Regions from separate parts of the Homo sapiens genome. Here region 2 is linked to region 1. A link is a contact called in ENCODE Hi-C or POLR2A ChIA-PET data. All regions are on one chromosome and are shown on one strand. Each heading gives the region's core, a stretch centred on a gene start or an enhancer-like site at or near the end of the contact. The rest is flanking DNA. Distances are from core to core; before and after follow the strand shown. Region 1 has its middle 220 kb from the start of IGFBP3. Region 2 has its middle 270 kb from the start of IGFBP3.

Evidence for each region. Hi-C counts contacts between places; a loop is a spot of excess contacts on that map. ChIA-PET counts read pairs that join two places held with the same protein, here RNA polymerase II (POLR2A). Pooled maps may share reads with other maps.
Region 2: a map of PC-9 shows a loop between it and region 1 (5-fold over the local background). The contact joins two enhancer-like sites. A Hi-C loop is called at or near these places in 3 of 168 maps with a recorded cell type or tissue (Calu3, IMR-90 and PC-9), 7 of 37 single-sample maps with no recorded cell type and 4 of 50 pooled maps. POLR2A ChIA-PET finds 5 or more read pairs at or near these places in 4 of 52 experiments (AG04449, AG04450, PC-9 and 1 more).

What each region holds. Positions count from the first base shown.
Region 1 is chr7:46,142,608-46,147,534 of GRCh38, forward strand. It overlaps the pseudogene ZNF619P1. Among named protein-coding and RNA genes, the nearest start is that of IGFBP3, 220 kb to the left of the region's middle. Within about 2 kb of position 2,889, at least 4 of the 41 ENCODE cell types and tissues checked have a DNase peak (open chromatin) inside an H3K27ac peak, as active enhancers do; they include PC-9, where a contact is called at or near this core.
Region 2 is chr7:46,189,264-46,194,190 of GRCh38, forward strand. No RefSeq gene overlaps it. Among named protein-coding and RNA genes, the nearest start is that of IGFBP3, 270 kb to the left of the region's middle. Within about 2 kb of position 2,593, at least 2 of the 41 ENCODE cell types and tissues checked have a DNase peak (open chromatin) inside an H3K27ac peak, as active enhancers do; they include PC-9, where a contact is called at or near this core.

The sequences.
Region 1 (4,927 bases), core at 1,639-4,138:
AACAGAGATATAGATCAATGGAACAGAACAGAGCCCTCAGAAATAACGCCGCATATCTACAACTATCTGATCTTTGACAAACCTGAGAAAAACAAGCAATGGGGAAAGGATTCCCTATTTAATAAATAGTGCTGGGAAAACTGGCTAGCCATATGTAGAAAGCTGAAACTTGATCCCTTCCTTACACCTTATACAAAAATCAATTCAAGATGGATTAAAGACTTAAACGTTAGACCTAAAACCATAAAAACCCTAGAAGAAAACCTAGGCATTACCATTCAGGACATAGGCATGGGCAAGGACTTCATGTCTAAAACACCAAAAGCAATGGCAACAAAAGCCAAAATTGACAAATGGGATCTAATTAAACTAAAGAACTTCTGCACAGCAAAAGAAACTACCATCAGAGTGAACAGGCAACCTACAAAATGGGAGAAAATTTTCACAACCTACTCATCTGACAAAGGGCTAATATCCAGAATCTACAATGAACTCAAACAAATTTACAAGAGTTGATTTTTTTTAAATAGTGAAAGACAGGGTCTAGTTTCATTCTTTTGCATGTGGATATCCAGTTTTTTTCAGCAGCATTTATTAAAGAGACTGTTTTTTCCTCACCTTTGTTAAAAATTAGTTAGCTCTAGGTGTGTGGATTCCTTTCTGGACTCTCTATTCTACTCTATTGGTCTATGTGTCTGTTTTTATGCAGGTGTCGTATTGTTTTGACTATGATAGCTTTGCAGTATTGCAGGGACCAAGGGGAGATTTCCCCCTTTGCCCTCAGAAGATTCATTGGAAAATCAACTTGCAAAATATAGATTAATAAAGGCATACACATTTATTTAACATGTGTACACAGAGACCTTCAGAATGAAGACCCAAAGATTCAGGGGAAATTGTCCACTTTTGTGCTTAGGTTCAACAAAGTACGAACAGTTTTGAAGAAATACGACTGGACAAAAAAGGACATGATCTAATGCTAATAGATGGAGTGGGGAAACCCAACAAGGCCTGTCTGTCAATATTTCTCTTGGCCTCTCTGAGTGGCATTCCTTCCTTCTGGGTGTAAAGCAGGACCCTCTCTGGAATGGGGGGGTCTTATGACCTATAGTCAAGCAAGGTAGATCAGGTAACTTTTTTTCTTTTTAAGTTATTTTTTTACATGGCCAGTTTTTACATAGAAAGGTGGAGAAAAAATTAGAGTACTATTTTTAGGTTTTATGACTGTCTTTGGGGAAAAGAGATTCTGGTTTCTATGAGCCACCTTACAGAATGGGAATTCTAGTTTCTATGGCAAGCCTCAGGGGAGAATGGGACTGAGAGACAGGAAGGCATGAAAAGTCAAAGAAAATCTTTTGTTTCTGAGGCTGATTCTGAGGCTTTCATTTTGGGCTACTGTTTTCTGAACCCCAACAGTGTATTTTGAAGTCTGGTAGTGTGATGCCTTCAGCTTCAGCTTTGCTCTTTTTGCTAAAGATTGCAGTAGGCAATTACAAATACTCCTGAAACAAATGAAAAAAAATAGAAAGTGGAATCAAAGAAAAGAAACTGTGAAAGAGAACTGAAAGGAAATGATAGAACTGAAAAATACAATGACTGAAATTTAAAACTTACTGTATAGGCTTGTTAACAGGATGAATATAAAAGAAAGAATCAGTGAACTTGAAGATGGAGCAATATAATTACCTAATACAAACAACAGTGAGAAAACTGTGAGACAGTAACACAGATCTAACATTTGTACCATCAGAGTCCCAGAGGGAGGGCAATAAAAGGGTGGGGCTGAGAAACTAACTGAAGAAACAAAGGCTGAAAATGTCTCAGATTTGACAAAGAATGTAGAGCAACACTTTAAAAAAGCCGAGTGTTCTCCAAACAAGATAAGCCTAAATAATTACAAAACAAAACACATCATAATTGAACTTTAGAAAACTAAAGACAAAAAAAGAAAAAAAAAAAAAGCATTGATCCTTGGGCACCCATGGATGAAGAGGCTCCGAGAGATGCTGCATAGGTGGAAAAACCAAGACCAGGAGTGGGAACCAGATCCAAAGCTGAACATTTCAGAGGATCCTGAGTGTCAGATGTCCAGGGCAGCATTGCTGATGTTCCCCAGGACTCTGACCTCAGGGACGGTTCAGAGAAGCTGCAGCTGTACGACACAGGGAAGAAAACAAAATTAAAGAGCAGAGAATTTAGGGTTTTGACAGCCCAAGGTTATAACCCTCCACCATCTAAAGAGGAGATAGCCAAGAAATTGGGAAAAAGTGAAGTCAGCACACACCTCATTGCAATTCAGAGCATTGCTAGGATGCAGTTGTTCCATATATGTAGCAAATATTTCAACTGACATTCAGATCTTCACAAGCACCACAGGATCCCTGCTCATGAGAAGGTCTACAGTGGAAAGAAGATGGGAAAGGCTTCAGATATGGGTTGAAATAGTCATGGCACCAGAAAATCCACACTGGGAAGAAGCCCTGCTCACATCAAGCATGTAGACAATGCCTTCACTGGGCATTGGGAAGGAGGAAAGAAAGGAGGAAAGAAAGTCCTTCCTTCTGCAACATCAGAAACTTCATAATGGAGAGAAGCCCTAGAAATGTGGGGACTTGGGGAAAACCTTCAGATATAATGGAACACTTATTCAGCATCAGAGAACCCACACTGGGGAGAAACCCTTTGAATGTAAGGAATATGAACATGCTTTTCGGTTCATGAGTGTGCATTCACACTAAGGAGAAACCCTACAAATGTAAAGGGTGTGGGTGTAGTTTTAGTCTTCCTCTGTCCTGATTCAGCATCACAGAGTCTACAGGGAGAGAAATGTTATGAATGTAAAGAGCATGCAGGGCCTTCTGCCAGAGGTGGGTAATTCTTCAGCACCAGAGATTCCATGCTGGGAAACCGTCTGTGAACTTGGGGAATGCTGGCAAAGGCTCCCTGTGTCTCTTGCTTCACAGTGCAGCAAGGAACACACACTGGGGGAGAATTTCATGAATGCCAGGAATGTGAGAAAGCATCCAGTTGAAAAATCATCTAGGTTCTGCATCAGAGTTTGCACTGGGGAGAAACTTTATGAGTGTAAGGTGTGTGGGACAACAGCCTTCCAATGGGGCACAGCTTTCAGTTTTACTCAGCATCAAAAATTGCACTTTGGGAGGCCGAGGTGGGGGAATCACAAGGTCAGGAGTTCAAGACCAGCCTGGCCAAGATGGTGAAACTCCATCTCTACAAGAAATATAAAAATTAGTGGGGCACGGTGGCAGGCGCCTGTAATCCCAGCTACTCGGGAGGGGAGGCTGAAGCAGGAGAATCACTTGCACCCCGGGGGCGGATATTGCAGTGAGCCGAGATCGCACCACTGCACTCCAGCTTGGGTGACAGAGTGAGACTCGGTCTCAAAAAAAAAAAAAAAATTGCACAACGGGAAGAAAGGCACCCATGGTTCTGGGCTGCTCTTTTCTGTCCCCCTCCCCTTCTTGCCAATGCTTGTGGTCTGCCCCAGTTGTGACCCTCTCCCCTCCTCCCCACCTCTAGTGCCCCTTCTCCCTCTATGCCCCTTTTATGCTATTCTTTTCTTTTGAGTACATCTCCTTCAGGACCTTGCTTCCTCTGGAAGTCACTCCTCATAGCCTGAAAGCTTTGTCTCACTCCCTATGAACTCCTTTATGTTTTCATTACCCATCAATAATGGCCCAAAGTGAGCAGGGTTCTCACTGGTTTCCCATCATGTCTTTAATGACACTTTCCTGGTCTTGCAGAAGTTATTATCACTTTCCCAACTCCTTTTCAATTTCTCACATTAAAGACCACTTTTAATGACTCTGACTCTATCCCCTGGGAAGGAAATGGACTATCTATTTAGTTTGCCCTGCTTTGGGGGTTACTGGAGTTGGAAGAGTTTGTAGAAGATTTGGGGTTTTAGGAGATTGTGTCATCACAAGTCACAGACCATTGTAATTGGAGAAGCCTTCTGGAAGAGGCCATCAGAGAAGGCACCCAGTGGTTGCCCTCGGGATGGATGATGAGCCATTTGGTTGGTCAGGGGCAAGGCTCATTGTGCGGAACCGGAGTCTTGGTATTTTTAATTGCCCTCATAATTTTTATTACCAGTTATGAGTATCCTGGGTGACTATGTCATAGACCAAGAAAATAACCTCTGAACAGAATGTGAGTGATTAATTTAAAATTATGGCTTTAACTAGACTGGAAGGGAATGTGGTTTTTCTGTTTGGATTTCTTTTCTATTCTTATTCAGATGTCTGTTAACTTCAGTGTTCACTCCAATCCATAGATGCCAAGAGTGAAGTGGGCTGGGGCATTTCATTTCTAAAAGTACACATGGCATGGAGTCAGCAGCTTCACGCTGGGAAGTGCCCGAGAAAAGGGGAGGAGCGATGCACCCCTGGCCTGCTGAGAGGAGTCTGTGCCAGCCTCACTTCTGATGCCTCACAGCTCTCTGACACGATTGCATCCCCCAGATGCCTCACGGAGAAAATGTGAATTTGGGACTGGTGACACGTCAATTAATTTCACAACACCGGAAAGCACACTCAGGATGCTGGTCTTATCACGTGTTGGATCTCACTGGATTAGCTGTTTTCCCTCCAGTGGCTGGAGCCTAGGACCATCCTGGATGGCAGCATCTCAGACTCAGAATAGTGCAGCAACAGGGAAAGCTATTCAAAAAGTATATCCAGTGGGAAGAGAGTTCTCAAAAAATTGTATATACACTATTATTATAACAGCATGATATTATGTCTGTGGGGCAGGGCACGGGGAGATGTTTATTGCAAATGTATTTTGGTCAGGTTTAGGAATTTATACTTTAAAAAGCCAACTTTTAAGTGCATATTTTAATGAGTTTTGAGAAATGAATACAATTGCATAGCCAAGATGCAGAAAATTTTCACCACCTAGAAAA
Region 2 (4,927 bases), core at 1,343-3,842, 46 kb after region 1:
CCATCCATGTGATGCTAAACAAGATGCAGGCACTTGCTAAAACACAAACATGTACTTTTGAGCAAATGAATGTACTCCAGTTTGATCAAGAAAACATCTGGAGGAAAAGAGGAAATTTAAAAATCATCACAATGTTTAGTCTACTTGTTGCCACACACCCTGATGTGGTCAGATGTGTTTTTCTGTTTGCGTGATTGTTTTGGCACAATGGAGCTGAACTTGGAGGGACACTCTGCTGTGGCTGTTGTCTTCAGCCTCACCGTGTTGCCTATCCTGGGCATCTTCAGCATGGAACTGACATGCTTTTCTCTGTGCTGGGCTGACCTTCACCGAGGGCTGCCCCTGCCTTCCTCCTATCAGAAGAAGGTGAAGGGGAGAAAGACACTCTGCCCTACTGGCCAAGCCCCATGCCCAGTGCCTGATATTCACAGCCAACACTACTCCCCAATTGAAGCATTGTTGTTACTTAACTTTTAATCTGTCTATATTCATTGTGGAATAGGTCAATTTCGGATTTCATATAGATTCAACGAGTGGCCATTTGCCTTTTCCTCTTAAATGAAGAAAGAATTTTAATAAGTAGGAATATTTTATTGGGAGCAAGGGCAAACCTAACTAACTTGTGTCATATACAGAAACTACAGAGAGACAAGACACCTGCCTCCCACCAAGGGTCCTGTGTTTCCCCAGTCACTCCTGAGCTAAAAAGGAAGCCAGCTGTATCCAGAAGCACAAAGGAGTCTGATGCTAGACACCGTTAACGTGCTCTTTCCTTCAGCTGATGTGCTTCAGCTCCCCTAGTCTTCTGGGAACCTTTGAAAATATCCAGCTTCTTGAATTCCCACCTCAGACATCACCTCATCCAGAAAGTCATTCCCGACAGTCTGTCAGAAAGAATTCAAACCTCTTCTTCCTCTGTACCTCTGCACCAAGTCCGCTTAGCTCGCTCTGGTTTTTCATAGACTCTATTAATATGCAGCATATTATGACATTTACTTATTTGTTTTACTTATTATGTATTACCCTCTCCCAGAAAATAAGTTTTAAGAATAAATCTTTTTTTTTTTTTTTTTTTTTTTGAGATGCAGTCTCACTCTGTTGCCCAGGCTGGAGTGTAGTGGCACAACCTCAGCTTACCACAATCTCCATCTCCTGGGTTCATGCAATTCTCATGCCTCAGCCTCCCGAGTAGCTGGGAATACAGGCATGTGCCACCATGCCTGGCTAATTTTTGTATTTTTAGTAGAGACGGGGTTTCGCCATGTTGGCCAGGCTGGTCTCAAACTCCTGTCCTGAAGTGATCCACCCTCCTTAGCCTTCTAAAGTGCTGAGATTACAGGTGTGAGCCATCATGCTTGGCCAAGAAATCTATGTTTTTGTTGCTATTGGTTTATTGATGAATTACAAGTATCCAGAGTAGTGCTGGGCACATAGTAGGTGATCAAAACTATCTGTGTAGTGAACACATCTACCATCACATCCATATGGATCAATTCTGTGATTATTGATTGACATGCTTATCACCTGAAAGGCAGTGAAAGCTATGTGAGGACAGAGGCTGTGTTTTATTCATTGCTCTACATAGAGCAGAAACTGCAGTACTGGGCACAAACTAGTGTTGATGAACATTCCAAAGATAAGTGAAAAATCAGAGTACTGTGCAAATCTGTGCAAATCAGAGTACTGATTTTTTTTTTAACAGCATGCCTGAAGGGACCAGGTAAACAATAACAACAGCTCAGTAACTTGCAGGGAACACAGCACCTCCTGAGTTTCTCAAACCATGGACAGGGGAGAGAGACTCCTCTTGGTACCTGGAAGCTGTTGAAGAAGGGCCCCTTACTGTGGACGTCTGCCCACCCAACCAAATTCTCAAGAGAAGATATGAGTTGCCGCTGGTGTCCTGGGATACCATTCCTCCCTTTCACCATTGCTGAGTTGTAAGGCAAACCTTACTCTACACACACCACAAGGCACAACACTCTCCGCTCAAGTCTCTGTCTCATAGAGTGTTCAGTGACAATCAATAATGTAGCTTCCTCCCAGCCACTGGAGATTTACTTTCCGGAGAGGGTGATGCCTTATATCAGACAGAAAGGGTACCACAATCACCTGGAGAGGGCAATGGTCTACATCAGAGACCAAGGGCACCCAGTCACCTGGGGAGAGTAATGGTTTGCCTCAGAGACCAAGGGTACACACCTCTTCTAGAGGGAGTGATGCCTTGCATTCAAGACCAGGAGCCTCCACCTCACCTGAGAACAGACTCTCCACCCCCATCCTATACCTACTGAATCAGCATCTGCAGTTAACAAGGCCCTGGGGGTTTATATACCCACTGAAGTTGAGGTGCAAACCAGTTTAATGCAAGCTGTACCATGCGACGCCTCTCACTGCTTCATCAGTTCAAACTAGCTAACATCCAGGTTCACTTTTATCAAGTTAAAGACTTCTCTTCGCTGTCAGGCGTGTACTTGGAAACATATGCATTGACATGTGGAAAACACAAAAACAACATTGACAGGGACACATAGGTGGCCGTGCAGGTATAAAGGAAACAATTCAAATGAGATCAGTACTTGGAGTCACATTCCATACAAACCATAGAGCAGGGGTATTCTTTGTAATAGGGAGCGGTGAGTGAGTTATACGTTTCTAGGATGGGCTAGGGAAAAATACTTTCCTCTGTTTCAGTCAGGAGAAAAGGATGTGGATGTGGATTCCAAGTAGTTGAATAATTTGCCTGAAAGAATTGTGGTTGCAATCATCTAAACGAAAGGCTTAGGGTAAAATGTACACCCATCTAAATATAAAAATTCCTGGGTCTCATTGCAGACCTACTAAATTAACATCACCATAGGTGGCCTAGGAATTGGTATTTCTATGCAGTATTTCTGTGATTTTAATGTGCAGACTGGTATAGGAAGCTGTAGTGAATTCTTATAATTTTGTGTGGCTTCAACATCCACTTTGAATATAGGTTTAACTTCCTTGTCACCCTTGACATGGTGCCTAGTTCTTTACCTGCTCCCAGTTCCTGAGCATGGTTGACCTGGACATCTGCCCTATAAATCATCCCCTGCTGACCACTTTCCTATGAGACAGCTGGATACAACCTACTTGACTTACCTCACTGACTCCCACCCCCAGCATGGATCTCACAGATGTGCCACAGTGATCATGTCTCAGTTGCAGCATGACTGCACGGAGCTGATGCCTGCTGGCTCTAATCAATTAGAACTCCCCTTGGGAAGCCTGCTGGGATAATGCCTTGGACTCCAATGAACACTTTGGCCCGTAGGTCCCTTGTTCTCTCTCTTGTTCCCCATCCACTGTTTGAACGTTTGTTTCCCTGTTGGCTCCTCCTTTCCCACTGGCCCTGTGAAGCATGCTGCCTTCTTCTCTCTGGGATCTGTAAGAAACTGCTTCTGTGATTTCATGGATTTTGTTGAGTTGCCTCCTCTTTCTCATCTGATCCATAGACCAGAGAATAACTTCTCTCCTGGGCAGGGCTTTCCTAGACATTGGCTATCTTAGTAGGAATAAACTGAACACAGGTGAGACATGATCCACAAGGGCAGTAAAAATCAGTTTCTGTGAAAGTGATAGCTGGTCACAAGTGACACTTAGGTATCAGCCCATCCACAAGGATAAAGAAGTATCTTATGAGAGGCACACTGCAAACATCTATCACCAAATTCCTGAATCAGGGAAGTGCTAGAGTTTATCGCACTCATGTGAGAGAGACCTGAAGACTAAATTAGAAAGAAAGAAAGAAAAAAACAACACACACACAACAGAAGCACAAATACAGTCTCCCAGTTTGGCACCCACCCTTTGAGTGAGGTACCTGTATGACAACACAGTCAAGAACTTGGGCAGCCACTGTTTTCAAAGTGCTGGTGACTTTCCAGGCAGCCTGCTACATCCTCCTTTAGCAGTGCTTTCAAATGTCATGCAAAGTTACAACTTGTCACCTTTATTTTCCCCAGATTAATAACGTCCTACCATTTAACACCGTCAGAACAATTCACATTCCACCTTCTTCTCTGCTTCATAGTTGTGTATAAAGTTGCTTCCTTTCTCCACTAGAAAATGGGCCAAATTGAAAAATAATTAAAAAAGGAAACTTTTAATTTCAGAATTAGTTTATATTACAGAAAGTTTGCAAAGAGAGTTCTTATATATTTCACACCCATTTGCCCCATTATCAGCATCATATATAAAACCACACCATATATATATTCATATATTTATATATATTCATATATATATGAATTCATATATATAAATTCATATAGATATAAATATATGAATATATATGAATTCATATACAAATATTTTTATATATGATTTCATATATATTCATATATTTATATATGAATTCATATATATTCATATATTTATATAAGAATTCATATATATATTCATATATTTATATATATGAAATCATATATATAGGGCATGTTTATTTGTTACAATTAATGAATATTTTGGTAAGAGGATTTTTTTTTTAAATCATGAATGGGTTTTGGATTTTATCAAGTGGTTTTCTGCATCAATTGATATAGTAATATGATTTTTTAAAAAATTTAGCTTATTGATGTGATGGATTAATTAATTGATTTCAAAATGTTGAGCCAGCCTTGAATATATGGGATAAATCCCACTTGGTTGTGGTGTATAATTCTTTTGATACATTATTGGATTGATTTAAAGCTAACATTTTGTTTGAAGTTTTCCACCTATTCTCATAACAGATAATTGTTCTTAATTTTCTTTACTTGTAATGTCTTAATTTGATTTTGGTATTGGTGAAATTCTGGTATCATAGAATAAGTTATGAAGCATTCTCTCTGCTTCTATTTTGTGGAAGATATTGTGGAGAACTGGTATTGTTTCTTCCTTAAATGCTTGATAGGATTCA